2 separate regions of the Homo sapiens genome follow, and region 1 is linked to region 2. The links are chromatin contacts, found by Hi-C or POLR2A ChIA-PET in ENCODE. All regions are on one chromosome and are shown on one strand. Each heading gives the region's core, a stretch centred on a gene start or an enhancer-like site at or near the end of the contact. The rest is flanking DNA. Distances are from core to core; before and after follow the strand shown.

Region 1 (6,503 bases), core at 2,054-4,553, 99 kb after region 2:
TTGAACAGAACCAACTAGAACATCCAGTTCAACGTGGAACAGAACCGGCTAGAACATCCAGTACAACGTGGAACAGAACCGACTAGAACATCCAGTGCAACGTGGATCAGAACCGGCTAGAACATCCAGTGCAACGTGGATCAGAACCGGCTAGAACATCCAGTGCAACGTGGAACAGAACTGGCTAGAACATCCAGTGCAACGTGGAACAGAACCGGCTAGAACATCCAGTGCAACTTTGAACAGAAGTGTTGAAAGCAGACACCCTTGCTTGTTTCCTATTATAGGGGAAAAACACTCAGTCTTTCACCATTCTGTAGGATGTTAGCTAGGGTTTTTAAAAAATGCCCATTATCAAGTTGAGGAAATTCCCTTTTATTCCTAGATTGTTGAGAGTTTTTGCCATGAATAGACGTTGGTTTTGCTAAATGCCTTTTGCTGCATCTATTGAAATAGTCACATAGTTTTTGTTTTTTATTATACTGATTTTCAGTGTTGAACCAATCTTTCATTCTTGGTATATATTCCATTTGGTCATTTTACAAAATCCTTTTTGTATGTTGCCAGATTCAGCTTACTAACATTTTTCTTAAACAGCTTTATTAAGTTATAAAGTGATATAGAATAAACTGCATGTATTTAAACAATTTGGTAAGTTTTCACATGAGTAACCACCTGCAAAACCAGTTTCAGGAGAAAAAGAGTTTTCTCAAGCCTTAAGAATTTTTGTGTCTATGTCTATGGTACTACACACCATAGGAATATTGGTGTGTAGCTCTGTTTTGTTTTTCCCTCGTGATGTCTTTGTCTAGCTCTGGTATGAGAATAATACTGGCTTCATAGAATAAGTTGGGAAGTATTCCCTCTCATCTATTTTCTGAAAGAATTTGTAAAGAATTATCCTTTCTTCTTTAAGTATTTGATGGAACTCACTAGTGGAGCCATCCATTCCCAGATTTTCTCTGTGGGAAAATTTTTAATTAATTAATTTCTTTTTTTGAGACAGGGTCTCATTGTGTTGCCCAGACTGGAACGCAGTGGTGGGATCATGGCTCACTGCAGCCTCAACCTCTCAGGATCAAGCATTTCTCCTGCCTCAGCCTCCCAAGTAGCTGGGATTACAGGTGTATGCCACCACACCTGGCTAATTTTTTTAATTTTTAATTATTATGAGTACATAGTAGGTGTATACATTTATGGATTACATGAGATATTTTGATATAGAATGCATATTATAATGCAATGATTATTATGCAATGCATAAAAATCACATCAGGGAAAATGGGGTACCCTTAAGCATTTATCCTTTGTGTTACAAGCAATCCAATTATACTTTTAGTTATGTTAAAATGTACAATTAAATTATTTTTGAGTATATCCTGTTGTGCTAGAAAATACTAGGTCTTATTCTAACTATTTTTTCTGCCAAATGACTATTTCCATCCCCCACAGTGTCCCACTACCCTCCCAGCTGCTGGTAACCATCTTTCTACTCTCTATCACCATGAGTTCAATTGTTTTAATTTTTGGCTCTCACAAATAAGTGAGAATATGTGAAGTTTGTCTTCTCTGCCTCGCTTATTTCACTTAATATAATGATCTCCAGTTCCATCCATGTTGTTGCAAATGACAGGATCTCATTCTTTTTTATGGCTTCCTAGTACTCCATTGTGTATATGTACCACATTTTCTTTATTCATTAACCTGTTGATTGACACTTCGGTTACTTCCAAATCTTGGCTATTGTGAATAGTGCTGCAGTCAACAAGGGAGTGCAGACAGCTCTTGGATATACTGATTTTCTTTCTTTCGGGTATATACCTAGGAGTGGGATAGCTGCATTGTATGGTAGCTCTATTTTTATTTTTTTGAGGAACCTCCAAACTGTTCTCCATAGTGGTTGTACTAATTTACATTCCCACCAAGAATGTACCAGGGTTCCCTTTTCCCCATATCCTCACCAGCATTTATTATTGCTTGTCTTTTGGATAAAAGCCATTTTAACTGGGGTGAGATAATATCTCGTTGTAGTTTTGATTTGCATTTCTCTGATGATCAATTATATTGTGTACCTTTTCATATACCTGTTTGCCATTTGTATGTCTTCTTTTGAGAAATGTCTATTCAGATGTTTGGCACTTTTTTTTTTTTTTTTTTTTTGAGACAGGGTTTCACTCCTGTCATCGAGGCTGGAGTGCAATGGTGCAATCTCGGCTCACTGCAACCTCCACCTCACGGGCTCAAGCAATTCTGCTGCCTTAGCCCCCCAAGTAGCTGAGACTACAGATGCATGCCACCACATCCGGCTTACTTTTGATATGTTTTGTAGAGACGAGGTTTCACCATGTTGCCCAGGCTAGTCTCCAACTCCTGGGCTCATGCGATCCACCCACCTCAGCCCTCCAAAATGCTGGGATTACAGACGTGAGCCATCGTGCCTGGCCATTTTGCACATTTTTAAATCTCAAAAGGCCAATCTACAATAGTGGTGTTATCTGTAGGAGTAACTGGGGAAGTTGCGTGTCTTGTGACCAATCCACATCTTAGCAGAATTCAGGCTCCTCTCCTCCCGCTAGCTTGGTGGTCTCTCATAGGTTTTACAAAGGCAGTTGGGTTTTGGAAAAGGGCTATCATTTGAACTATAACCTAAATGTCTTCCAAAGTTAGCTTGGCCTAAGCCCAGGAATAATGAAGGCATCTTGACAGCCAAAGGCGCGCAGAGTTGGGGGTTTGGTTAGATTAGACCTCCCCCACTGCTATAATTTTCTCACTGATATAATTTTTGCAAAGGCAGTTTCATTACTGGTGTGGTTCTATTTATTTGTTTTTCACATCTACTATAGTTTCTCCTTTATGAAGTTGGTTACTGTATTATTTGGTGCACTGATATTCAAAACTGTTATTTAACCCTATGAACTGCAGCTTTTAGCTTTACAAAGCGTCCTTTTTTGCTGTGCCTTCTGGTCTGAACCCTATCTTGTTTGATATCAAAACCTCAGCACGCCTGCGTCTCTGCTGGGGTCGGACTCTGAGTCAGTTCTACAGGCCCTGGGAAACTGGGCGTCCAGGCTCCGAGGATGGTACTGAACCTGGCGCAGCCGTGGGAGGGTGAACCAGGTGCCGCTGGCGGAGCCCCCTCCCAGCCTTCCTTTCCCGTCAGGCTGTGCCCCTCTCTAGATCCGCGGCAGCTGGAAGCCAGGCCTGTAACGAGGGAGCCTTCTCCGAGGATTGTGGGAGATGTAGTTTTTCCGGCGCCTTCGCGTCCTGGCGCATCGACGCAGGACGCACTTCCGCATGCGCCGCACTCCCGGCCTTAGTCGGGTGCGCGCGTGCAGGGCTGTTTCCGGCTTAGACTCAGTGGACCGGAATCTGGCCAGCGGGTGTACCTGGCTGAGTCTCTGTGGCCGCGGAGGCGCGGAGCTAAGCGGCTCGGATTATCCTGGGCAGACCAGAGACTTGACCAGCTAAACACTTCCGTCGGTCCGGGGCGTGGACGGGGCCAGATCAGCCTCCTGCTCTCCCGAGTCAGGGCCACGGAAAGGCACAAATCCATCCGTGCGACTCCTGGTACCCAGACCGGGAGGTTGTCTAGTCACGCGCGGTCTGTGTTGGGCGAGAGCTGAGGAGCCGGCGTCCCTGCCAACGACTCGGCCCCGGGACGGTCAGGAGCCTGGGGCCCTGGTCCCGCACCTGTCTTCGGGCGGACGCATCCCTCACGGTCTCTCCGCAGCCCGCGGGTCCTGCCCCCGCAGGCAGCGCGCGAACGTGGGCGTGGGGATGGCCACCAGTTTCCGGACAGCTTCGTGCTGGGTAAGTAGAGACTTTCCGTGTTTAAAATTCGACTGGATACTGAGGGTGGCCACGTTAATCTCTTCAGGGTTACTCCGGGAACTGAACTCACATTCAGCTGTAATTGTGTGCGTAGTTTACTAGACTACCCTCCCCACCAAACCAAAGCGCCTCTGAAGCTCGCCCAAGCTCTGGCCCTGCAGAAACGTGCCTGTGGTATTCTGTGACGGGCAGTTATACTGCACTTCATGGCCAGCTGCGGGCCCTGAAGTCTGAGGATCCTCCATCATTTCATGTTTTCTACACAAAGTTGTCTTATGGAGACCCTTAGAACTTAGCTGGAGAAATGATCAGTTCCTCCTTTTTCGTTTGGCCAAATGCTTGTTTATGGAGTGTCCTTTTGTCTGCTGGACTCTAAGGCTGGTGCTGGCAATGCAGAGATAAATTATGTATGTTCCTAATTTTAGAGGAGCTTTGGTTTGGTGGAGAGGGTAGTCTAGTGAACTATGGACGCAATTACAGGTGAATGAATAGGGAGAAAAGGCTAGGAGCGGAGCTCGAGAGTCCGAAAGGTAAGGGGCGGGCCAGTGGATCATCGGGACTTTATGAATTATTGATGGAGTGAACCAGAGGGGAGTCTTTACAAGTGATTTGATTGCCAAATCCTTTGCCCTCGGTGAGTGGTGTTGACGACGTTGCCGGATGTGGTGCTCTACCATTGAGCTATACAGCCGGAGACTAGGAATGCTATTGGAAGAGGGACCCTGGGAATGACTTTCGCAGGTGTTGAATATCCAATGCCTGTATTTCAGCCTGTAACTCACATGGGAGGTCTAAACTGGAAATACATAAAGACACCTTATTGTATTCGTGGAAGCTCAGAGTGTGACCAACTGGAACCCTCAAGAGGACCGAGGTGAGGACTCAGGTTAATGAAAGGAAAGGACACACGGTGGAGAAAGGCTGTTGTGCTAAAGAAACGAGAGAAAGTTAGGAGTGGATTTCTCCCCCTGTGAGTTTGTTCCTTTGTCAGAGATCAGTTGACTATATTTATATGGGTCTATTTCTGGGCTCTTTATTGAGTTCTATTGATCTATTTGTTGTTTCACTAATACCACACTGCCACACTGTCTTGATTTTTGTAGCTTTGTAATAAGTCTTTTTTTATTTTTTTGAGACGGAGTCTCGCTCTGTCGCCCAGGCTGGAGTGCAGTGGCGCGATCTCGGCTCACTGCAACCTCTGCCTCCCGGGTTCGAGCGATTCTTGAGCCTCAGCCTCCCGAGTAGCTGGGATTACAGGCACATGCCACCCAGTCCGGGTAATTTTTGTATATTTTGTAGCGATGGAGTTTAGCCATGTTGCCCAGGCTGGTCTTTATAGTAAATCTTTTGTTTTTTTTTCAAGGCAGGATCTCACTCTGTTGCCCAGGTTGGAGTGCAGTGGAACAGTCACAACTCACTGCAGCCTCGAACTCCCGGGCTCAAGGGATCCTCCACCTCAGCCTCCTGAGTAGCTGGGATTACAGGCATATGCCACCACATCAGGCTAATTAAAAATTTTTTTTTTTTTTTGTACAGATAGGGTCTCACTGTGTTGCCCTGGCTGGCCTGCAACTCTTGGCCTCAAGCACTTCTTCCTCCTTGGCCTCCCAAAGCATTGGTGGGATAACAGGTGTGAGCCACCATGCCCAGCCTATAAGTCTTGAAGTCAGGTTCATTCTCCCAAATGTATTCTTCTGCTTCCGTATCCTGTTAGCTAATCTAAGTCTTTTGTCTGTCTGAACTTTATAATCAGTTTGTCAACATCTGCAAAATAACTTGCTGGGATTTTAACTGACAGTGCATTCAATCTGTAGATCAAGTTGGGAAGAGCTGAAGTCTTGAATATTGAGTCTTCCTATCCATGAACATGTTATATCTCTCTATCTAGTTCTTAGTTTTCATTCAGCAGTGTTTGGTAGTTTTTCTCATATAGATTTTATATAGTATCATTATATATTTTGTTAGACTTACACCTAAGTATTTAATTTTTGTGGGTGCTACTGTAAATGGTATTGTGTTTTTTATTTCAAATTCAGCTTACACCTGTGTACAGGAAAGGGGTTGACTTTTGTATATTAACTTTGTATCCTGCAACCTTGGTATAATCATGTAGTTCCAGGAGTCTTTCGGTGAATTTTTTTTTTTTTTTTTTTTTTTTTTTTGAGACAGAGTCTCGCTGTTGGCCAGGCTGGAGTGCAGTGGCACAATCTCGGCTCACTGCAACCTCCACCTCCTGGGTTCAAGCGATTCTCCTGCCTGAGCCTCCTGAGTAGCTGGTACTACAGGCATGTGCCACCACGCCCATCTAATTTTTTTGTATTTTTAGTAGAAATGGAGTTTCACTGTGTTAGCAGGATGGTCTCGATCTCCTGACCTCGTGATCAGCCCACCTCGGCCTCCTAAAGTGCTAGGATTACAGCCATGAGCCACCGTGCCGGGTCTGGTGAATTCTTTTGGACTTTGCACAATTATGCCATCTGTGAACAAAGTTTTATTCCTTCCTTCACAGTCATTATACATTTTACAGGTTAAGTATCTTTTATTCAAAATGCTTAAGACCAGAATTGTTTTGGATTTTGGATTTTTTCAGATCTTGGACTATTTACATATACATAAGATATCTTGGGGATGGGACCCAAGTCTAAACACAGAATTTGTTTATGTTTCATATA
Region 2 (7,155 bases), core at 4,456-6,955:
TACAAGTGGCCAAAAGGGAAGTGGAAAACCTGGAACTCTCGTACTGTGCTGTGGGACTGCAAAATGGACAAGCACATGGGAAACAATGCGGCAGTTTCTCAGCAAGTTAAACAGACACTGGCCACGTGGCCCAGCAATTCCATTCATAGTTACTTAGCTAAGAGAAAAATGTATGTCCCTACAAAGACTGCACACTTATGTTTATATTAGCTTTATTTCTTACAAAAACAGGAAGCAGTATAAATGTCCATCCACTGGTTGTAAACTAACAAGCCATGGTGCATCCAAACCACAGAACACTACCCGGTAACAGAAAGGAGCAAACTGCTCATCCATGCAACAAGGTGCGTGCCAGGGAAAGAAGCCAGGCGCAGAAGATGATGGCAGACACCCTGTGACCCTGTGTCACGACACGCTGGAAGCAGCAGAAGGCAAAGAAACCAGATCAGTGGCTGCCAGGAGCCGGGACTCAGGGGGACCTTTCAGGGTGACGAACATGTTCTACATCTTGACTGCACTGGTGAGTACATTTCCCAAAACTCATGGAACTGAACCCCAAAAAAGGTGAATTTTACTACAAGTAAATGATACTGCCATGAAACCGGATATTAAAAATCTTATTTGTGCAAACATTCTGTACTATTGGAAGTACTGTATCCAAGGCAAGTATCACCTGTGGTCAAGCTCTTCCCATTCCATTGAGCGTTAACTGCCAGGACAGTCTCCTTCAAGCCCCAAAACCAGTGCAAGTCACGGTGTCGCCAGAGCCAGTTTGTAACAGAGGCGTCTCCATGCCAGAACATCAGGTTTTTTTTTTTTTCTTTGAGACAAGGCCTTGCGCTGTTACCCCAGCTGTGGTGCAGTGGAGCAATCACAGCTCACTGCAGCCTTGAACTCCCAGGCTCATGTGATCCTCCCACTTCAGCCTCCTGAGTAGCTGAGACTACCAATATGCACCACCACGCTCAGCTAATTTTTTAAGTTTTTGTAGATACAGGGTCTATGTTGCCCTAGCTGGTCTCAAACTCATAGGGTCAAGAGATCCTCCTGTTTTGGCCTCCCAAACTGCTGGGATTACAGGCATGAGCCACCGTGCCTGGCCTGAATATCAGCATTCTAATCTGGAACCGAGATGCTTTGTGCTAAAGTTCTATTCACAGCATTTGCTGCGCTTGACGCTTGGTGGGTTAAATCTTTCAAGCAGTTGATGTACATTTCTGCCACTCTCTTAGAATAAAGAGCTCTTGGCTGGGCGCGGTGGATCACACCTGTAATCCCAGCACATTGGGAGGCCGAGGCGGGAGGATCACCTGAGGTCAGGACTTAGAGACTAGCCTAGCCAACATGATGAAACCCTGTCTCTACAAAATACAAAAATTAGCCAAGCATGGTGGTGAGTGCCTGTAATCCCAGCTACTCTGGATGCTGAGGAAGGAGAATCACTTGAACCTGGGAGGCGGAGGTTGCAGTGAGCCGAGATCACATCATTGCACTCCAGCCTGAGAAATAGGAGTGAAACTCCGTCTCAAAAAAAAAAAAAAAAAGACTGGGCGCAGTGGCTCACGCCTCTAATCCCAGCACTTTGGGAGGCCGAGGCGGGTGGATCATGAGGTCAGGAGATCAAGACCATCCTGGCTAACATGGTGAAACCCTGTCTCTACTAAAAATACAAAAAAAATTAGCCGGGCATGGTGGCGGGTGCCTGTAGTCCCAGCTACTTGGGAGGTTGAGGCAGGAGAATGGTGTGAACCCAAGAGGCAGAGCTTGCAGTGAGCCGAGATCGTGCCACTGCACTCCAGACTGGATAAAGAGCTCTTTGGGAAAACAAGGTTGTTGCACCCCTTCCTACACGTTACCTAGGCTTTCCCTTTTCCCCCAAATAATGCCTTATAAATGGCAGGCACATCATTGCTTTAAAATAATCAAGTTCTGTCTGGGCGAGGTGGCTCATGGCTGTAATCCCAACGCTTTGGGAGGCCAAGGCAGGTGGATCATTTGATTTGAGGCCAGGAGTTCAAGACCAGCCTGACCAACATGGTAAAACCTCATCTCTACTAAAAATACCAAAAAACTAGCCAGGTGTGGTGGCACACGCCTGAAATCTCAGCTAGTCTGGAGGCTCAGGCAGGAGAATCACTTTAACCTGGAAGATGCAGGTTGTAGTGAGTGAAGATCGCACCACTGCACTCCAGCCTGGGTGACAGAGTAAGACTCCGTCTCAAAAAATAAATATATCAGGCCGGGCACAGTGGCTCACGCCTGTAATCCCAGCACTTTGGGAAGCCGAGGCGGGTGGATCACCTGAGGTCAGGAGTTCAAGACCAGCCTGACGAACATGGAGAAACCCCGTCTCTACTAAAAATACAAAAAGTAGCTGAGCGTGGTAGCACATACTTGTAATCCCAGCTACTCGGGAGGCTGAGGCAGGAGAATTGCTTGAACCCGGGAGGTTGGAGGTTGAGCCAAGAAGGCACCACTGCACTACAGCCTGGGCAATAAGAGCAAAACTCCGTCTCAAAAAAAAAAATACATATATATATATAAAATAAATAAATAAAATAATCAAGTTCTACAACTGTTAGGAACTGAATGTTTGTAACTGAGTGTCTGTACCCCCCTAAAATTCATATATTTAAGTCCTAATCCCCAATGTGACTGTATTTGGAAATGGGGCCTGTGAGCTGATAAATGTTAAATGAGGTCACTAGGTGGGAATCAGATGTCACAGGGCTGGTGCCCTCTTAAGAGGAGGCAGAGAGAGCAAGCAGAGTCCCCCTCTCTGCCATGTGAGGACACAGCAAGAAAGTGGCCACCTGCAAGCCAAGAGAGCCCTCACCAGGAACCCAATCTGCCAACACCTTGATCTTGGACTTCCCAGCCTCCTGAACCATGAAAATAAATTTCTGGCCAGGCACAGTGGCTCACACCTGTAATCCTAGCACTTTGAGAGGCCGAGGCAGACAGATTGCTGGAGCTCAGGAGTTCGAGACCAGCCTGGGCAACACAGTGAAACCCCATCTCTACTAAAATAGAAAAAAATAAGCCAGGTGTGGTGGTACGTGCCTGTAGTCCCAGCTACTCGGGAGGCTGAGGCAGGAGAATCGCTTGAACCTGGAAGAGGGAAGTTGCAGTGAGCCGAGATCATGCCACTGCACTCCAGCCTGGGTGACAGAGCAGGACTCTATCTCAAAAATTAAAAAAATAAAATAAAATAAAAAATAAATTTCTGGCCGGGCGCGATAGCTCACGCCTGTAATCCCAGCACTTTGGGAGGCTGAGGCAGGCAGATCACGAGGTCAGGAGATTGAGACCATCCTGGCTAACATGGTGAAACCCCGTCTCTACTAAAAATACAAAATACCACTGCCAGGCGTGGTGGTGGGCGCCTGTAGTCCCAGCTACTCGGGAGGCTGAGGCAGAAGAATGGCAAGAACCCGGGAGGTGGAGCTTGCAGTGGGCCGAGATCGCGCCACTGCACTCCAGCCTGGGTGATAGAGTGAGACTCTGTCTCAAAAAATATATAAATAAATAAATAAATAAATAAATAAATAAATAAATTTCTGTTGCTTAAGCCACCCAGAATGTAGTATTTTGCTATGGTAGTATGAACAAACTAATACAATAATCTTAAAGTTTTTGCTGGCAACATTATTTATAAATTCACTAAAATCGTTCCTATTAAAAGATAAACTCAACGACATATTTTCTCTCCTTGTCTTAACATGTAATGTCCTACCATGTAATAACATGTATAACATGTTACAATAACAATGGCTAATGCTAAGTGCTAACGCTAAAGTTCCTTCTAAGCAGTCCGTGTATGATCTCATTAACTCCTCAGAGCAAATCTATGAAGTAGGTACATAGGCGCAGAAAGATGTCGTTAGCCCAGAGTAATGTGTTGACAGATTGGAAACCCACATAATTTGTCTCTAGGGCCTCTGCTCTTCACCAAACCTCCTAGTCTATCAAGTAAAGACAAAGGGAAAAATCTTCAAATACTTCCTCTTGTCTTAAAGGGATAATTTTGATATGTTATGATGATATCTAAATACTTTCAAAGTTGTAAAATAAACTTTGACTTGATACTGGAATGTAAGACTACCAAAACACCCCAAAAAACAAAACCAGGTCAGACACAGTGGTTCACACCTGTAATCCCAGCACTTTCGGAGGCCGAAGCAGGTGAATCACTTTAGTTCAGTTGTTCAAGACCAGCCTGGGCAATATGGCGAAAGCTCATCTCTACTAAAAATACAAAAATTAGCCAGGCATGGTGGCGCACGCCTGTAGTCCCAGCTACTCCGAGGCTGAGGCGGGAGAATCACTTGAACCGGGAGGCAGAGGGTGCAGTGAGCTGAGATCACACCACTGCACCCCAGTCTGGGCCACAGAGCAAGACTCTTATCTCAAAAAAACAAACAAAAAAACAAAAAAAACCAGGTGCAAGCACATTATAAGGGGTGAAATTAACCAAAAAAAAAAAAAAAATTGCTTCCAAACAGCAAATATTTCCCATCCTCGCTCCTTTTTAGAGTATAATGTCGGAGCTAATTCATTAATTTTCAGACAAACTAAACATTTTTGTTGACAGGACCAGCGCATTTCTCTCCCCATACAAAGGCTTCAGAGGAAATCAAACAACCAGATGGTCACTTGGGAGACTGGAGGCAGTGAATGTGGAGGCTGAGGGAACTTTCTCTCACCCGTTGTATGACTTTGTTCAAGTTTTTAGCTTTCCAGGTTTATTAAATAAATAAATATTCTAGGGGCTGGGACTTGAGATCTTTTTTAATATAAGCACTACAGCTATAAATTTCCCTCTGAGTACTGCCTTGGCTGCATCCTAAATACCTTTTGGTGTATTCTATTTTTGTTTCATTTGTCTCAAAACAAGGTCCCCGTTGTAAAGACTTATTTGACCCACCGGTTGCTTTAAGAGTGTGGTGTTTCATGTCCACATATCTGTGAATTTTCCACTTTTCCTTCTATTATTTTTAATTTCGTTCCATTACAGTCAGAAAAGATACTCTGTACGGCAACGAACGTGACAATATTGCATTCTGGAGAGTATATGAACACAACTAACTTATACAGTTGTAACGAAGGCTAAATGATGTGCGTGAATCATGCGCAAGAATCGGTGGGCAGAACACCGAATAAATACCAGTTCTTACATGACATTTCACTCCACGGAAAAATCTGGAGCGCACACTGCACCGCCGCCCGTGTGGCCTGCCCGCAACCCGGTGGCTCTGCCCGGCCCCGGCCCCCGGCCCCGGCCTCAGCCCCGCACCTCGTCTCCGCCCGATGGTCCACTCCCGCTTCCTCAGGAGGACGTGCGGCTCGCCCTCCTCCGCGCCCAGACGCAGGAGCCGTCCCCAGGGCTGCGGCGGCGGCGACTGCTTGCCTTCCTCGGGCCGCTCCATCGGGATTCACATCTGCGGAGACCCCGGAAACGCCCATGGAGACTCCCGACCCCAGAGGCCGAGACTCGGCGCCCGCCCCACCCCGCGGGCCCCGGCCCGGCCGCCCGCGCCCACGCAGCCCCGCAGCCCGGCCTGGACGCCGGCGGGCGCCCCCTCCCACGGCCGCAACCAGGTCCCCCTTCGCCGCCCGCCGCAGCCCCCTCGCCAGCCGCGCTTACCCCCGCCCCGCGCCGAACCCGGAACCGGCTGCGCCGCCGCCGCTGTCAAGAGACATTGCGGCTCCCTCAGCTGATCCGCGGGGCGGGGCCAGAGGCCTCTGCGCCCCGCGATTGGCTGGCGGCGGCGCTCACCAAGAGCGGCAGCTAAAGCGGAGCCGGGAGTGGCCCGCGAGAGTAGGCGCGTGGAGGGCGCTCGGCCATCTTTGATCCTGACCAGGCGACTTCGTCGCCTGCGGATCACGGAAGTGGCTGCGGTCGGCGCCATGTTATGTTGGGGCAGAAGGGACGGGGAACTTCCGGATTGGAAGCCCCAAGGATTCTGAGAGCCCCGCTAATCTGGGGATGACTCCTAGGAGTAGAAGACGGTCCATCTTAGTTGTCACGAGGTAGTGCACGTGGGGACCCTTTCGGGTACAGTTGCACACAGTGGATCACACAGATCCGAAGTCTGAGGCACAGGGCGCGGTCCGCGAGTGGGAGCGGCTGCTTGTGGGCAGGGTGGACGCGGGGCCACGTCTTGGCCGGCGTTTTGCGGGGTCTTCCTGTTCTGAACGCGCGTAACTTTTGCCTCAGTATCTCACTTCTTGGAATCCGGCGGCGTTCACGTGTGTGCTCCAGAGAAGGGCGCCAGAGGGTATTCCCTGAAAGTGAAAGGTCGGCGAAAGAGGAGTAAAGACGGCGAGACGCGTCCACGCAGGGGGAGTCTGTGCGGTTTGGAGGAACGCGCCAATGTCTGCACTCATGAGGAGCCCCCAAGGGCGGTTTTAAGAGGGTGAAGCAGGACCGGGCGCAGTGACTTACGCCTGTAATCTAAGTGCTTTGGAAGGCCTAGGCAGGAGGATCTCGAGCCCAGGAGTTCGAGATTAGCCTGAGACCTCATCGCTACCAAAATAAATAAAGTAGGCATCCATTTGTGTAAAACAAACCATATATACACACATATATACATATATAAACATTTGTATATATAGGTATAGGCATAGTTATCTATACCTTGTAAACCAAAAATAAAATTGTAAGCCTCCCCAACCAACTGAATGAACTGAGTCTCTCAACGCCAAAGTTAATCTGAAAAACCAGTTCAGTCCCTGATGGGAAGCAGGGTTTGGATATGTCCCATTATACTGTCCTCCCTTTGGAATTCAGGTATAACTGACCAGCGTCGACGTTAAAACAGACAACTTAAGGCTGACCAAACGGTCTGTAGCATTAAGATACATCACATGACAAATAGCAGGCCCTGGAAGAAAACGAAGTATTTTACCCTGACATGTATTTATTTAACATAGTTTTACGTAGCCCTGCAAAACTGTCTCCTGGGGGAAATCTACTTTGTAGAGAATCTCCTTCCTTTTCCACATCTTTTCCTGATCCAGGAGAGAATGTAAGACTCTGGCACCTTTTTAACTCTGATAAGAAAAGTTTACCATCTATTCTCTCTGAAGCCTGCTGCCTGGAGCGGCATCTGCATTAGAATGGCCAGAGTGGTGGTGCTCAAGCCTGTAATC

Evidence for each region. Hi-C counts contacts between places; a loop is a spot of excess contacts on that map. ChIA-PET counts read pairs that join two places held with the same protein, here RNA polymerase II (POLR2A). Pooled maps may share reads with other maps.
Region 1: a loop to region 2 is called in a map of CD8-positive, alpha-beta T cell, with 17 times the contacts of the local background. The contact joins the promoter of ZNF26 here to the promoter of CHFR in region 2. A Hi-C loop is called at or near these places in 10 of 168 maps with a recorded cell type or tissue (B cell, CD4-positive, alpha-beta memory T cell, CD8-positive, alpha-beta T cell and 6 more), 25 of 37 single-sample maps with no recorded cell type and 26 of 50 pooled maps. POLR2A ChIA-PET finds 5 or more read pairs at or near these places in 12 of 52 experiments (AG04449, AG04450, B cell and 9 more).

The regions. Positions count from the first base shown.
Region 1 is chr12:132,983,064-132,989,566 of GRCh38, forward strand. It overlaps ZNF26 (zinc finger protein 26), which reads left to right and starts at 3,304. Exons shown (of 4, transcript NM_019591.4): 1 at 3,304-3,810. The coding sequence starts at 3,778. LOC124903064 (a long non-coding RNA gene) reads left to right here. Exons shown (of 2, transcript XR_007063552.1): 2 at 1-647. RefSeq lists enhancers at 2,925-3,394, 3,650-4,149, 3,875-3,924.
Region 2 is chr12:132,881,900-132,889,054 of GRCh38, forward strand. It overlaps CHFR (checkpoint with forkhead and ring finger domains), which reads right to left and starts at 5,706. Exons shown (of 18, transcript NM_001161346.2): 1 at 5,648-5,706; 2 at 5,297-5,441. The coding sequence starts at 5,429. CHFR-DT (CHFR divergent transcript) reads left to right here and starts at 5,943. Exons shown (of 2, transcript NR_110919.1): 1 at 5,943-6,033; 2 at 6,221-6,672. RefSeq lists a silencer at 5,563-5,682 and enhancers at 5,753-6,162, 6,499-7,155.